Regions from separate parts of the Mus musculus genome. Here region 2 is linked to region 1. A link is a loop called in an ENCODE intact Hi-C map of the cell type or tissue named here. Cell type or tissue: heart. All regions are shown on one strand.

Region 1 (8,000 bases):
AAGAAAAAGGGGGGGGGGCATAACAACAGACGCCAAGGAAATCCAAACCATCATTAAGTCTTTTATTTCAAAGAACAGTCAAAAGGACAAAATGGCAGCCTACAGAATGGGAAAAGATCTTCACCAACCTCACATTTGGCAGAGGATTGATACCTAAAATATACAGAACTCAAGAAACTAGATATCAACAAACCAAATAACCCAATTAAAAAATTGGATACACTGCTAATCAGAATTCTCAACAGAGGACTCTCTAATGGCAAAGAAGCACTTAAAGACATGTTCAGTGTCCTTCGTCATCAGGGAAATATAAACCAAAAGGACTCCGAGATTCCCCCTCACGCCTACCAGAATAGCAAAGATCAAACACTGAGGTGACAGCTGGCAAGGATGCGGATCAAGGATGTCCTAGCCTCCATCCTGGTGGGAGTGCAAACCTGTACAACCACTTTGGAAATCAATTTGGTGGTTTCTCAGAAAACTGGAAAGATGTTTACCTCAAGACCCAGCTATACCACCCTTGGGCATACACCCAAAAGAAATGCTCCACCATACCACAAGGACGCTCGCTCAGCTATGTTCATAGCAACTTTACTTATAAATAGCCAGGAACTGGAAACATGTCCCTCAACTGAAGAATGGATACAGAAAATGTGGTACAGCTACACAATGGAATACTACTCAGCTAGTAAAAAAAAAAAGACATCAAGCAATTTGCAGGCAAATGGATGGAACTTGAGAATGTCATCCTGAGTGAGGTAATCCAGATTCAGAAAGATAAAGATGGTATGTATTCACTTATTATAAGTGGATATTAGTCATAAAGTACAGGATAACCATGCTATGAATCACAGAACCACAAAAGGCAAGCAACAAGGACAGCCCAAGGAGATCACACTTGAATCTTGCTGAAAGGGGGGAAATTGATTAGGCATGGTGGGAGGTACAGAAGGAGTGGACTGTGTAGGGGAGGAGAGAGGGGTGTGAATAGGAGGGACCATGTGGAGGGAGAATGGAGGAGAGAGTACTGGGAAAGACAAATGGATTGGGGTGGGGACATCTCTGGGATGAACTAGAAACCGAGGACAATGGAAACCCCCAGGAATCTGTGAGGACGACCCTAGCTAAGATTCCCCGGCAACGGGAGATATGGAGCCTGAACTGTCCATCTCCTGGAATCAGGTAAGACTTCCTATGGGGGACTGGGACACCAAACCAGTCACAAAACCTTAGACCCACAATTTGTCCTGCCTACAGGATATGCAGGGGTGAGGGCTGAAGCAGAACTTGAGGGAAGGGGCAACCAATGACTGGCCCAGCTTGAGAGCCATGCCATGAGAGGGAGCCCACTCCTGACAGTATTATTTATATTCTGCTCTATTCGCAGACAGGAATCTAGCAAAAATGTTGTCGGAGGGGCTTAGCTTAATGCAGCAACAGTTGGAAGCTGATGTAGAGACCCCGGGGGAAGAAGGATTCAGGGAGCCAGAGAGGTCAAGGACACCACAAGAAAACCTAGAGTCTAACCTGGGCTAGACCTAGAGTCTAACCTGGGCTCATGGGAGCTCATAAAAACAGACCTGCCAACCAGAGTACAGGACCGGGATGGACTTAGGCCCTCTGCACATAAGTAGCAGCTTTGTCTTCATGTGGGACCCTAACGTGGGAGCGGGGGCTGTCTGTGACGACACTGCCTGCCTTTGGATCCCTTTCCCCTAGCTGGGCTGCCTTGTCCAGCCTCGGTGGGAGAGGATGCACCTAGCCTTGCTTGACGTGCTGGGATTGGCTGATGAGCTTGGAACGCCCCCTCTTCTCTGTGGAGGAGAGGAAGAGTGGAAGGGGGGTGGGGTGGGGGAGGAGTAGGAGGGAGGGACTGGACCAGAGGAGGAGGAAGAAGAATTGATACAGATGTAAAGTGAATAAATAACTTAGTAAAAACAAAGCCAGCCAGGCATAAGCACCGGCCAAGCCCGCACTCCGTCAGCCGGACACTAACCTTGCCGAATGGAGTATCCACATATTTCTCAGTTCTTCCTTCTAAAATTTCGGGATCATCCAAGCCTGTTCCACCAATTATTCCAATCTAGGGGAGAAAGGAGAAGAAAGAAGACGCTCACAGCTGGTCATAGTTCACTTTAAGCAAAGATACCTAACCGTATTTACAGGCCCATTCTCATTCCTGCCAATCCCCAAAGGGCAATGACTCTGAAGATTCCTGAAGAACAAGCCCTTTAATTAAAAAGAATCAAAGCAAAAACCCCCAAACAAAACAATAAAACCCGATGGTCTTTTCTATTTTTTTTTTAAGATTTATTTGTTTATTCCATGCATATGAGTACACCACCATTGCTCTCTTCAGACACACCAGAAGAGGGCACCAGACCCCATTACAGATGGCTGTGAGCCACCATGTGGCTACTGGGAATTGAACTCAGGACCTCTGGAAGAACAGGTGGTGCTCTTAACTGCTGAGCCATCTCTCCAGCCCCTTCCATTCTTGACATAGCCAAAACATAGGCCGCTGTTTCTGACTGCACCACATTTACTCCCAATTAAATCACAAATAAACAGAACGTGACTTTCAGGTTAGAAATCGAGCCCAAAAGTTGTAGAAAGATCTTTCTGATCAAGGTTGCTTCTCTACCACATTTACTATGGAGTAAAGAAAGCTTGATATAAAAACTTAGGCCTATTTCTTTGATAATGCTTTCTTTTTACTATACCATGATATTTTATAAGAAATTTTCTTTGCATGCCACTATAACCACCTGGAAGGGAATGCAGGTTAAAGATGAGTGACATGACAAGCCCATACTAATATATATATATATATATATATATATATACTAAGTCAAAGGCTGTTCATATGTATACATATACAGCAGACAGTATTTCATACATTGTATAATTCAAATATTTATTCAAAGTAATTTTAATTTTGTTTTTGTTTTGTTTTTGAGACAGGGTTTCTCTGTATAGCCCTGGCTGTCCTGGAACTCACTTTGTAGACCAGGCTGGCTGCAAAGGTGTGCGCCACCCCCCCACCCCCCTCCCCGCTAGTAGTTTTAATTTTTTATGTTTAAGCATTTTTTTTTTCAGTTTCCTAAGACTTCCTGGAAATCCATGTTCTTATAAAAAGTGGAGAAAGAAACCTGATCCTGTGAGTTGATCTGGAGTTGGAGGGATGGCTCAACAGTTATGAGCATTTCCAGCAACCACAGTGTCTCACAACCATCTGTACCCCAGCTCTAGGAGGTCCGACACCTTCTTTTGGCTGCTGAAGGCAATGTGCATATATGGTTGCCAGACACATGCAGACAAAACACCAATGCACATAAAATAAAAATAAATGAATCTTTAAAAAAAAATTGAGTTGATCTAACAAAGCCTAAGAAACAAACCAGAACAATTACAAAGATAAACATTAAAGTCTTAACATTAAAAAACTAAGTAACATTATCATTATGAAACTTTATGTTGACTCCCTAAAGAACACAGGACTTAAACAGGTCAACAGCAGGCTACAACATGGGACTTTGGGAGAAAGCTCATAGAAAAAGACCCCAGCACTTTTTACAATGAAAGGGTGTAAACGAATTGTCACTGAATAATATTCTTACAAAGGAAAATAGAAGTTTCTGGCTCAACAGGGTAAAGTTCCAAACTAAAGAATTTATGAGATTTTGCTGTAGGATGGCAGATTTACATTTCCTGGTGGCTAAAACAGTTGACACTGATGCCACCTTGTGGTACATTATTGAAATTACAGCAGATGTATTTTATATCAACTAAAGGGGAAAGACTGACCAGTCAACATATTGGTGATTTCAAATCAACAACAGTTATTTGTTTAATATGCTTAAGGTCAACCAATCTATAAAATCATTCTATTTTACAAAAGCCCAGCACTTCTGCTGGCGTGGCTTCTCCGTTGTATCTTTCACATCTCTGGGCTAACAGACTGTCCAGCCCATGTCCTCACACTGGGCAAAAGAAAGCAACAGAAGAAACAACTATCAGTTGACTCATTGGGAATTTAGCTACTAGGCTTAGAGGCAGGAGGATCAGAAGTTCCAGACTGTCTTTTGATATATAGGGAGCCTGTGGCCAGCTTGAGCTACAAAATATGAAACAAAAGCCAAAATCAAACAAAAAGCAAACAAACAAAAAAAACCTTCAAACTTTTTACTTATGACCGCTTTGCTTAATCATTTCAAGAAGTCCCCTAGGCTACCCCATCTCAGATTCTGAGTCAACACTGACAACACTGACCTTTCAGGCTTGAATACGAAACAGATCTCATTTTGTTTTGGAAGTACTCTCAGAATGCAGCAAGCTAGCACAGTAGGAATGGAAGCAGCAATCGGAACAGGCTAGCTCCTGAAACTCGTCCTCCCTCATCTGCCAGCTCTGCTTCAGTCCAAACCCTCCCAGCGACACGACGGGCCTGCACTAGGGACCTCAGCCCTTAGCGAGGAGTGGGTAGTACTTGGCAGGAAAGCAGACTGACCAAGAAGACCACAGCAGTCTACAAAGCCCACCCGGTCATCCAGCTGGCTCTCACTGTTAATGGAAACCTGTACCCACACCTAAACCTACACCTGCTACAGGAAACCAGACTGGCAACTGAATACTGTACTGCCACACCAGGGAACAAACAGAACCTTGATGGAGGCCTGCAGTGTCAACATGTGGCCCACAGCACCACCTGCTGGCAGCACAAGCAAAGTACAGCTGGATGAAGCTCCCAAGCACTTCACCCCAGGTTAGCGCTGAACCGTATCTGATTTTCACAGATGCTCTCTTCTTACACAGGTCCTATGGCATTATTCCTGCTTTACAAAAAGAGCAGCAACGCCGTTTTCCAGCTTGAGCACCGTGTGCCAACTCCTAACATCCTCTGGGGACTTCCAGGAGCTCAAAGTCTACTAGAAAGGGTCACTGCCCATGATACAGAGACTAACCCTTGGTCGGGGCAAGCTTTTGCTCAAGGTGACGGAACACACTGTAGAGAGGCTCTGGGTAGCTGGGCGAGCATCTACGGCAGTGGTTCTCAACTGTCCAAATGCTGTGACCCTTTAATACAGCCCCTGACTTGTGACCCCCAACCATAAAATGATGTTACTTCATAACCGTAGTTTTGCTACTGTAATAAATCTTAATGTAACTATCTACTATGCAATCCCCAAAGGGGTGGTGACCCACAGGTTGAGAACCGTGATCAAGGACACCACTGAGAAACCCATCAACCACTCTCAGGAGGCAGCAATACCTTATCAGATCCCAAATCCAGGTGACTCTAGAATGCCTAAAAATGGGTTAAAGGGCTGAGACAGAACAGATGGATCAACTCTGTACATCCAGAAAGTCTTCACTACACAAAACAAGGTTTCTGAAAGAGGGACATGTTTAACTGTTAGATTTCCCACCAGTCACCTCAAAAAGAATGCCTGCGACTTTGGACCTTACAGCTACATTCCCTAAAACCAGATACATACCCTATGTACTTCCCCTGGTGCCTCAAAACCAGGACTTCACCTACCTTGCCTGGTCTCAGGAACCATCCTTTTGAGCCCTGTATGCCCTGCCTCCCAGAGGTACTCACAAACACCAAAGATAGAACAGCTGAGATGAACCCATGTAACGAAATGGGTGGCTTTTGAGCATGTCAAGTTCAAGGTGAGGAAAGACAGCTAGGGTGGGATCTAGCCCAATCCCTCTCTGGGATTTCAGTCCTTCAGCTCCAGTTACCACCAACAAATATGGAGGGACTATGTGTATGGTTTTATAGGACCCCATTTATGGTCCTGACTTACGGGGATCAAGAGACCAAATGCTTGCGCCCGAGAGGTCTGTACAAAACCTGCAATACGAACTAGACAGCACATCCCCAAAGTAAATGTGATGGTCTGTATTATGCTTGGCCCTGGGAGCAGCAGTATTGAGAGGTGTGGCCGTGTTACAGTAGGTGTGTCACTGTGGGCGTGTGCTTTATTTAATACCCTAGTCCTAGCTGCCTGGAAGTGAGTATTCTGCTGGCAGCCTTCAAATGAGGATGTAGAACTCTTAGCTCCTCCTGCGCCATGCCTGGCTGGGTGCTACCATGTTCCTGCCTTGATGATAGTGGACTGAACCTTTGAACTTGTAAGCCAGCCCCAATTAAATGTTGTCCTTATAAGAGTTGCTTTGGGGGGCTGGAGAGATGGCTCAGTGGTTAAGAGCACTGACTGCTCTTCCGAAGGTCCTGAGTTCAAATCCCAGCAACCACATGGTGGCTCACAACCACCTGTAATGAGATCTGATGCCCTCTCCTGGTGTGTCTGAAGTCAGCTACAGTGTACTTAAGATATAATAAATAATAAATAAATCTTTAAAAAAAAAAGAGTTGCTTTGGTCTTGGTGTCTGCTCACAGCAGTAAAACCCTAACATAAGCTTTCTCCACAGGGAACGCCTATGGGCCAGACTGTGCCCCAGTCCAAACCTATATACAGATGTTGTGATGCTCACTACTTGAGTGGATTTGGAGTCAGGGTTGAACCTAACGGACACAGATACACCCAGAAGGAAGAGCACAAGGAGCCTGCACATTGAAGCTCCCAGAGAAGAGGCCACCCCCAGCTTAAAGATTCTACAGGGCTGATGGACTGATTAGAACTTCTGGATTGGGGCTGATCCAGAGTCAAATCTTAGGCCACACCCCTGGTTCTCTTGCCCACCCACAACCTATCTAACATCCTAGTTTCCAGGAGGCAAAATCTTCTGGTTTAGCAAACCACCAAGTTGTAGCAACTGGAAGCTAAGGCGTTCATCAGATGGAATCTGAGAGACTTCCTGCTCTGCTGTATGCTGTCTAATCTCAGCTCCCACCAGTGTATTTGAATTTTATCCTGTAACAAAATAAACTTCATGAAACCACTGATAGAACATTTTCTTTGGGGCCACTTGTATCCATGTTCCTGGGATGCAACATACTGATTATTCTCTTTGAGGATTTTTTTTTTTTTTGGTCAAAATATATGGAAACCATGGCTACCCCAAATCCAAACCTCAAGGAGGGTTACCACAGAAGAAACCAACTCTCTTGGCAACCCTCTGGTTATCTGGGACAAGGAGCCTCCAGTACTGTGAGATACTGCCCACTGAGCTCTGCTAAGGCCATCCCAGCAACCTAACACAGTCATAGAAGTCAGAGGAATTAGGAAAGGCTGGAAGATCCAAACAGCCCCCGGGCACCCCGAAGCTGGCACATTTCACAGCTGAAATGGACTATTTGGTTTCTCCGGGGCCTCTTCTTCAAAACTCACTGCACTCCTTTCAAGTCTCCTTTGCTTGTGGAATAAGGGCAGGATGTGGCCTAAGTTCCTTGCTACTCAGCTGATGGATATCAGCAGTCCCTCTCTGCCAAATGTCAGACCCCAAACTGCAGAGGATCTGATAACTGGATTTTATCCAAAGCATGCGTTTTATCCGAAGCTTGTTGGTTGGTTCCAGTGTGTTGCTCTGCTTAAAACACAAATTTGTACAATATGAGCTAGAGGAATATATCAGGCCGCATAACGACCCCTTCCTATGCTAGTCACCTGGCATTCTGTCACTGGGACACAAAATATGTGAGAAAATCAACCCTAAGGAGGAAAGGTTTGGCTCAAAGTTTTACTCTGTGGTCACTTGGACCCTATGGTGAGGCAGAATATCGAGGTGCGGAGGAGAGGAAAGCTGCTCAAATCACAGCGGCAAGGTAGCAAAATGAGGCTACATCTGTAGTTCTGATACGGCTACATCTGTAGTCCCGATACCCAGGCTAGCCGCATGCCTCATGGGACTTAACTTCCAGAGCAAAGCTGACTTCCTATCTGTTCCATCTCCCCACTTCCTAACAGCTGTAACCGTTAGCATTCGGGTTCTCAGGGGATATGCAAGAGGCTCCTCCAAAAAGATGTTGACACCCCAACCTCAGAACCTACAAATATTATTCAGTGTAAATAAATTAAGATGAGAT
Region 2 (8,000 bases), 300 kb before region 1:
CCTAATTACCACCTAGTGTTGAAGGTTATCCCCTGTTGCTGAGGGCACTGCATGCTTCAGACACAGAAGTGAGAGGCAGTAAAACTGGAAATGACCTCAAAGCCCCCTCCCAGAGGACCAGCTTTCAAGTAGCAGAAGATGCTATGCAAGCTGCCAAAGGAAAGAAGCAATTCATTTCATTTATTTTTAGGCAGCTGTATTCTTTTTGTGGAGCCAGGAACTATCATATTGAGTGAGGTAATTAAAAGTCTTACCCAACTGTGACATCTATGAACTCCAGCAATGACCAGTCCAGCAAGCTATTCCTCAATGAGCAACAGTAGTAATTATGCCTTGGCAGTAACCAAGAGCTATAAGCCCCTCTGAACAAGAAAGAAATCATGCCTGGTACTTTAGCCCTGGTCAGCTTTATTTTTTTAATATGTCTCTCTGTATTAGACGTGTGGATTTTTAAAATCTAGAACCAAAGTCTTTAGGTTAAATTTTAGTCACTTCAGAGTAGCATTACACCTCTGCGCTTTTCAGTTTCTTCATTGGTAGGTTAAGGGTAATAGTTACTACAATCTAAGGTTGCTCTTAGGATGACTAGTAATGCATGGACAATGCCTATATCAGCCTCGGCACCTTGTAGAGACAATGCTTTGGTCTCTGTAGTGGAAATGGTAATAACAAGGACAGGAATATAGAGGAAACCCCAGAAGAGGTGTATGAGACCCTATCACTGTAAAGTTTTGTTTCCTTCATCCTGCTTACCTACATAGAAACAATCATTAGAATGTAATTTTAATATTTTAAATATTAATGGTAATGTTTTTAGGCAAGAAAGTAAGCTTGGGCAGATTCTACTCTGGCTCTGCCCTGCCCTTTATTTATACACTTGGGAAATCACCTTTTGTCTTCCTGTGTTTCATTTCTCCAGTCTGTAAAATGGGAAGGGAATGGCCTAGGTTCATAATCACAGAGCCCTCCACATGCTAAAAAGAGCCCTCCACAGGCAGTGATTCATTGGGAAACACTTATGATTTCCCATGTTCTCTGGGTACCTATACATCTGCTGCAAGTGGCCAGCATAACACAAAATATAAATGAAGATTGTGGCCCTTTGACTCGCAAGTCAACTAAACACATGAGGGTAGCTTATGCCTATGCCAGAGGCTGACTTGCTTTTTATAAAATGCTTTAGCTCTGAGAAAGCAGGACTCCAATGTGATCCTAAGAAACTAAGAAAAGAAATAAGAAAAGGATAAAAACAAGGACATTCATGTGTATGGAAAATCTATAATAGAGATTGTTATAAATCTTATTGAGGCCTCACAATAACTTAGGTAAAAGGTTTTATTGCCCATATTTCAGAGATGAATTCCTCAGAGAGGTTCAAAGTTAGTCCCCAAGACCACAAGCTATTAACTTCAAAAGCAGGATTTAAGAAAAGTTAGCTAAGCACAGTTTCAAGTTCCAGATGAGATCTGAGCTCTACTGGAACTGGAACATTTTAACTTAGCCACTGAACTTCAAGCATGAAGTGCTCTCTGCCTGAGTAGTGTTACCAAGGCCATGTGTGGTAAGGGAATTCACTTTATTATGGACAACTAGCCCATAGAGGGCGTATGTCCTTCAATCATGACTGGCGCAGTCTGGCAAACATCTTCAAAGCTTTAATCCAAAAACCTAGTATTTCAAAGGTGTCCTGCTGTGACCATTCTTGGCAAGTCTACTTGGGAGTTGACTGAAACAGCTCAGCAGCAGTGTGAGTTCTTCCACACCCACAGAACAGCAGAGAGAAGGATCTGAGAAATGGACACTGTTTTCGGAAGGCATTTGGGAAATGAAGAATGCGACTTTTTTTCCCCTCCTGTTCCTCCCCTTTTTTCACCAACACACTCCTGGGCTCCCCTGATTTGATGGATCACAGACCAAGGGCACGTGAGAGTAAAGTCAGCAGGGTATTCACCGCCACCAAGTTCTCAGTCACTGGACTGGAACATACGTGCCTCTTCAAAGGAAGTGGCGTAAAGAGGAGAGAGCAATAGAGCTGCAGTCTTGAAATCCAGGGACCTTTACAGTGTTTGGACAACCCCATTAAACTAGAATACTTGACCTTGGATAAGCAAAACCATAGTTAAATGTTAAAGATACAGGTCCATTATCTTCACTGTGGTCAGAATGGACACTTTCTATATGCCACGTAAAGAATAAGATGCATTATTGACTTAGGGGCCTCACGACTTTATGAAGTAAGCACGATTATTATACCATATTCAATGAGGGAGCTGAAGCACAGAAATGTTGGGTAACTTTCCAAATGTCACGGGGGGTGGGGTGGGGTGGGGAAGGTGGAAAGGTGCTGGGATAAGAATTCTCACTATCCCAGTGGCTACACTCCAATGCTGGCACGTCCTCAGGTTTCTCTGATTGCCTCTGGAAGGCAGCCATAGTCTCGGTAAGTGCCAATAAGTGACAATTGTTTAAACAAATCATTTTCATGAATTCCCTGACCCATTTAAGCAGTTCTATATTAATCAGCTGCTGTGATGAAAATAGGCACAGGACTGGTGGCCATACTGGTTAATTTCAAGGACAGTTGCTTGCTGCTGGGTCACAGACCACACAGGTGGAACTGCTATGTCCTAGGATGCCTGGATTTAGGGGATCAAGTTTCACTGTTCTGATACAAGGGTCTGACTGTGACGTGTGTAGCTATTAAGAAGGAAAGGTGGAGAAACAGCCTAAGCAAGGACTTGTACCAATTTATTTCAGGGGCACAAATCCACCCTCTTAAAACCTTGAAGTTCTTTCTTCCCCCCACCACCCCCCCACCCCAGCATTCCTCCTCTGCAAGTCAGAGACTGATAAGGAATGAGAACAGAAAGGCACGAGCCTTACTGTCTCAAGTGGCTTATTGGCATCTCTGAAATTTTCACACAGGGTGGCACCCGTTGGAATGGTTTATACCCTTCAGAGCAATAAAAAAAAATTGTATCCCTCCTCCCTACTCGGTGAGGCAGGAAACATACTAAAAATATCTTAAAAGAAATCTCCTTTGCTCACTGTCTCTCTCTGTCTTTGACTCTCTGCCTTTGTCTCTCTCTGTTCCCCTCTCTCTGTTTCTATTTCTCGCTGTGTGTCTCTGTGTCTCTGTGTATCTCTGTCTCCTGTCCCCTTATCTCTTTACTTCCTCTCTGCTCAACCTTCTCCCCTCCCCTCTCAAGCACATAAGGTGTGACCCATTACTGGAGCCCGTAAGATACGAGTACAAGATTGGACTGGAAGATAAAATGGGAAAGGCTGTTGATAAGGGACCTGAGGATCCCAGCTGGGGTGCTAACCCCGCAGTGAAAGACATCTGCCACGGAGACACAACCCTGAGAGTGAACCATTGCTCTTCCATCATCTTGGGCAAAGCTCCTTGGGGATTACGGTTCTGGTGACCTGTTACAAGCCTCAGGATGGCCAGGAGGAATAGATGAGATCACACCCAGCAGACCATCTGTCAAGGCTCAAAAAAAAAAAAAGCAGTATATTCTCTAAGTTTGCTCTTGCCTCATACAAACCAGAAGCTGCCCTTGATCTTTGGACCTCTTCCCAGGCCCAGGAGAGGTAAAACTCTGATATTGCTTTGGGTGTGGCCCCAGCCAGCCTTGTTAATAAACATTCCTTCCTGTTTCTCCACAACGACAGAGGAGGAGGGAAGCAAGGTCCGAGGACAACAGCAGAGGTCATGCCAGGCGCAGAAGCAACCTGAGCTAGAGCTGAGTCACTCCCTGGTTTTTGTTGTTGTTGTTGTTTTGTTTTGCTTTTTCCTATTTGTGTGGTTCATTCTCTGAGACCAATCACCCTGAGATTAGAGATGCTATGAACTGTAACCTGCCTCTTCCTGTAACTTGCAAATGGGTGAGCAATTTCCATTTTTGTCTTCCCTGTTTTACTTTTCTCATAGCACCAAGAACTTAGTCTTCATTTTCCAGGTGAAGTCTCCCACCCCATTTTTAATTCCCACATCAAAGGAACACTGTACTGGTATACTTAACTTTGTGTCTACTTAAATGCCATTTTAACGGGCTGTTCAAACTCTGTGACTACTTCCCTAGGTTTTAGACTAAAGTGGACTACATTATAAATGAGCAGAATGTCATAATATATAACACCAGTGAAGCCTGAGCTCTATATGTGCTTGGCATGCATGAGGTTCAACTTCCAACATACAAAAACCAAATTTAGTCCTCACTGGCAACTGAAAGCCTGCCTCACTATGTGCGCTCCCACCACTGCCTCTCAGAAGTGCTTCGATTACCCACAGTCCTTTGCCAGATGAGACCAGAGTCCTGCGCGCCTGGCTCTTCCTCTCACTGGATCCTATGCCAAAGATGTAAAATTTGGTGTGGATGTTCGAGCCTTAACGCTTCAGAATGTAGACCTGTTAGCAGATGTGCTAGCTGTTACAATGGGGCCAAAGGGAAGAACAGTGATTATTGGACAGAGTTGGGGAAGTCTCAAAGTCACCAAGGATGGAGGTCACTGTTGCAAAGTCAACTGATTAACAGGAGAAATACAAAAGCATGAGAGCTAAATGTTGCCAATAACACAAAGGAAGAGGCTGGGGATGGCACCACCACTGCCACTGTTCTAGCATGTTCTACTGCCAAGAAGGCCTTTGAAAGGATCAGCAAAAAGGCTAATCCAGTGGAGACCCAGAGAGGTGTGATGGTGGCTGTCGATGCTGTAATTGCTAAGCTTAAAAGAACAATCTAAACCTGGGACAACCCCTGAAGGAATTGGTCAGGTTCCTTCCATTTCTGCAAATGGAGACAAGCATTGGCAACATCATTTCTGATGCAATGACAAAGGCTGGAAGAAAGGGTGTCGTCACAGGGAAGGATGGAAAAAAATCCCTGGATGATGAATTAGAAGTTACTGAAATGAAACTTGATAGAGGATATATTTACCCATATTTTATTAATATATCAAAAGGTCAAAATTGTAAATTCCAAAGATGCCTATGTTCTGTTGAGTGAAAAGAAAATTTCTAGTCTCCAGGTTACATTGTGCCTGCTCTTAAAACTGCCAATGCTCATTGGAAGCCTTTGGTCATCATTGTTGAAGACGATGATGGAGAAGCTCTAAGCACGATGGTTTTGAACATGGTAAAAGTTGGTCTTCAGGTTGTAGCAGTCAGAGCTCCGGGGTTTGGGGACAATAGAAAGAATCAGCTTAAAATATGTGGCTATTGCTACTGGTGGTTTGGCTTTTGGGGAAGAGGGAGTGAATAAATCTTGAAGATGTTCAAGCTCATGATGTAGGAAAAGTTGGATAGGTCATTGTTAACAAAGATGGCACCCTGATTTTGAAAGGAAAAGGTGACAACACTCAAATTGAAAAACGTATTCAAGAAATCACTGAGCAGCTAGGCATCACAACTAGTGAATATGAAAAGGAAAAGCTGAACGAGTAACTTGCTAAACTTGCAAATGGGGGAGCTGTGCTGAAGGTAGTGAAAGAACCTAGTGGGGAAACCCCCACTCAATTTCTGTTCGGCGCACACCCAAGAATCACGAACAGACGACCACCTTGATGTAAAAGCATGAGGTAGTTTAATGACAGAGCTCCGGGCCGACACATATCTCCCGCAGGAGACAGAGGTGTTGACCACATGGTGGAGCCATAATGGCGGAGCTCCGGTTCAAAACGTATCTCACGCAGGAGACAGTGGTTTCAACCCTGAGGCTTGGAAGCTAGGGACTTTTATAGAAAAGGGGTGGGGCTGGAGGAGGAATTGGCACGGTTTCACATGATTGGTTCATTTAAACATTAACAGACTCTCAGAAGGGCGGGAGATAGGGAGGTACCAGGCCAGTCAGGACAGGTAACGATGGGCCGGCCCGGGCATGTCCTGGCCTGTTGTGCTATGTTTTTAGCCCCTGGTTTCAAAGTTCACAAACAACTCTTTGGGCTTTTTGACATATATTACATGAATCACAGGTCTCAAGTTTTATTTCCTTTCAGTTGGAGGGACAAGTGGTGTGGAAGTGAATGAGAAGAAAGACAGAGCTACTGATGCTCTCAGTGTTACAAGAGCAGATGTTGAAGAAAGCATTGTTCTCAGAGAAGGCTGTGTTCTGCTTCAGTGCATGCCAGTCTTGGATTCATTAAAGCCTGCTAATGGAAATCAGAAAATAGGTATAGAAATTACTAAAGGAGCACTCAACATTCCTGCAATGACTATGCAAAGAATGTAGGTGGGGCTGGAGAGGTGGCTCAGCAGTTAAGAACACCATACTGCTCTTCCAGAGGTCCTAAGTTTAGTTCCCAGCAACAGATGGCTCACAACCATCTGTAATGGGGTCTGATGCCCTGTTCTCAGGCGTCTGAAGAAAGCTACAGTGTACTCACATAAATAAAAATAAATAAATAAATCTTTTAAAAAAAAAGAATGTAGATGGTGAAGGATCTTTGATAGCTGAGAAAATTCTGCAGAGTTCCTCAGAAGTTGGTTATGATGCTACACTCGGAGATTTTTTGAACATGGTAGAAAAGGGAACAACCGTTGCTCCAACAAAGACTGTAAGAGATGCTTTACTGGATGGTGCTGGGCAGCCTCCTTTCTATCTACAGCTGAAGCTGTAATACAGAAATTCCTAAAGAAGAGAATGACCCTGGAATGGGTGCAATGGATGGAAAGGCAGTGGGTATGGTTGGTGGCATGTTCTAACTCCTAGAATAATGCTTTGTGCTTATCAATGAACTGTGACAGGAGCTCAAGGCAGGTGGGGGGATGGGGTGGGATGGGAGGTTCGAATCTCTAGGACATGCCAGAGACCTAGGATAGAGGAGGCTCCTGGGAGTCTATGGGGGTGACCCTAGATGAAACTCCTAGCAGTAGGGAATATGGGGCCTAAAGTGGCCACCCTCTGCAATGACTTGATGTGCCAGGCTGGGTTGGTACCCAGGGGGGCTCCCCCTTCTCAGAGGAGAAGGAGAGGGGAAGAGGAAGGGGCTTGTGAGGCAGATGCTGAGAGGAAAGAGATGTAAAGTGAATGAATGAATAATTAAATAAATGGAGAAAAATAATGAAAAGGAAAAACAACAATTCACTGTGTTGAGCATGGTGGTGCATTGCCTTTAAGCCTAGCATTCCTGAGGCAAAAACAGGTGGATCTCTGTGAGTTGGAAGTTAGCCTGGCCTACATAGTAAGTTCCAGGCTAGCCAGGGCTACTAAAATCCTATCTCAAAAAGAAGAAATAGAAGAACACATTGCGTTCATATTCATCCTTCCTAACCCTCTCCCCCTCCATCTCCTGGTGACTCGGAGGAAATGTTCTAGTCACCACTGCATCCTATTTCCAGAAAAACATCTGCTCAATAGCAGGCGTCCAATAAGGCGTCCAAGAAGCAGCCCACAGTCATCACACCTACGTGAAGCTCTTGAGGAAACTCTGATCGCCTTTAGTCTTATACTGCATTGAGGATTCTCATAGAATTATCTGGTTTTGTGATATTCTCAGATGGCTGTAAAATAGTAAGAACAGAACAATCTCCTGGACTAACTAGTCCAGTCTTAGGAAGAGACCAGAAGTTTAAGAGAATGTCATATCCGCACTAATGCCTGGATAGTCCTGTACACACTTTCTGTAATAAGGCATGACTGAAAGGGGAAAGGCACTCAGCAGGGAATGTGAGCAGGAATCTGAAATGCCTGGATCTCTGAAGCCCAGGGTTTTATTTTTTAAATTTCCAATGAATTTTGCGTTCCAAGGCATGAAGCCTCTTGGTTTGACTTCATTTACAAGAACTTTCGTTTCAGATTGTTGGAGAAATAAATGAAACCTCCAGGAAGATGTGCCCTGTTTAGCTTGGAAAATCACCAAGAATTCCAAGTGCATGTGGCATGATGATAACCATCTAGAAATGACTCTGGAGGGACCTTAAGGAGTGAAGCCTCTCCTGGCTCTCTCTCTCTCGCCCTTGCCCTTACCACAGAAAGACTCTGTAAAGTGAGAACAAA

What was found. Peaks named below come from ENCODE experiments on the same cell type or tissue, not always from the same donor. Only the 100,000 strongest peaks of a DNase experiment are listed, where the experiment ranks them.
Region 2: a loop joins it to region 1, with 2.2 times the contacts of the local background. A loop is called at or near these places in 2 of 42 quality-filtered maps.

What each region holds. Positions count from the first base shown.
Region 1 is chr4:89,142,272-89,150,271 of GRCm38, reverse strand. It overlaps Mtap (methylthioadenosine phosphorylase), which reads right to left. Exons shown (of 8, transcript NM_024433.2): 2 at 1,997-2,083. Among named protein-coding and RNA genes, the nearest start is that of Mtap, 8.9 kb to the right of the region's middle. In heart, CTCF peaks have their summits at 3,750 (motif pointing left) and 4,718 (motif pointing left); a DNase peak (open chromatin) is centred at 4,701.
Region 2 is chr4:89,440,923-89,448,922 of GRCm38, reverse strand. All of the region lies in intron 5 of Gm12610 (predicted gene 12610), which reads right to left. It also overlaps the pseudogene Gm12608. Among named protein-coding and RNA genes, the nearest start is that of Cdkn2b, 130 kb to the right of the region's middle. In heart, no CTCF peak of the experiment used is centred here; no DNase peak of the experiment used is centred here.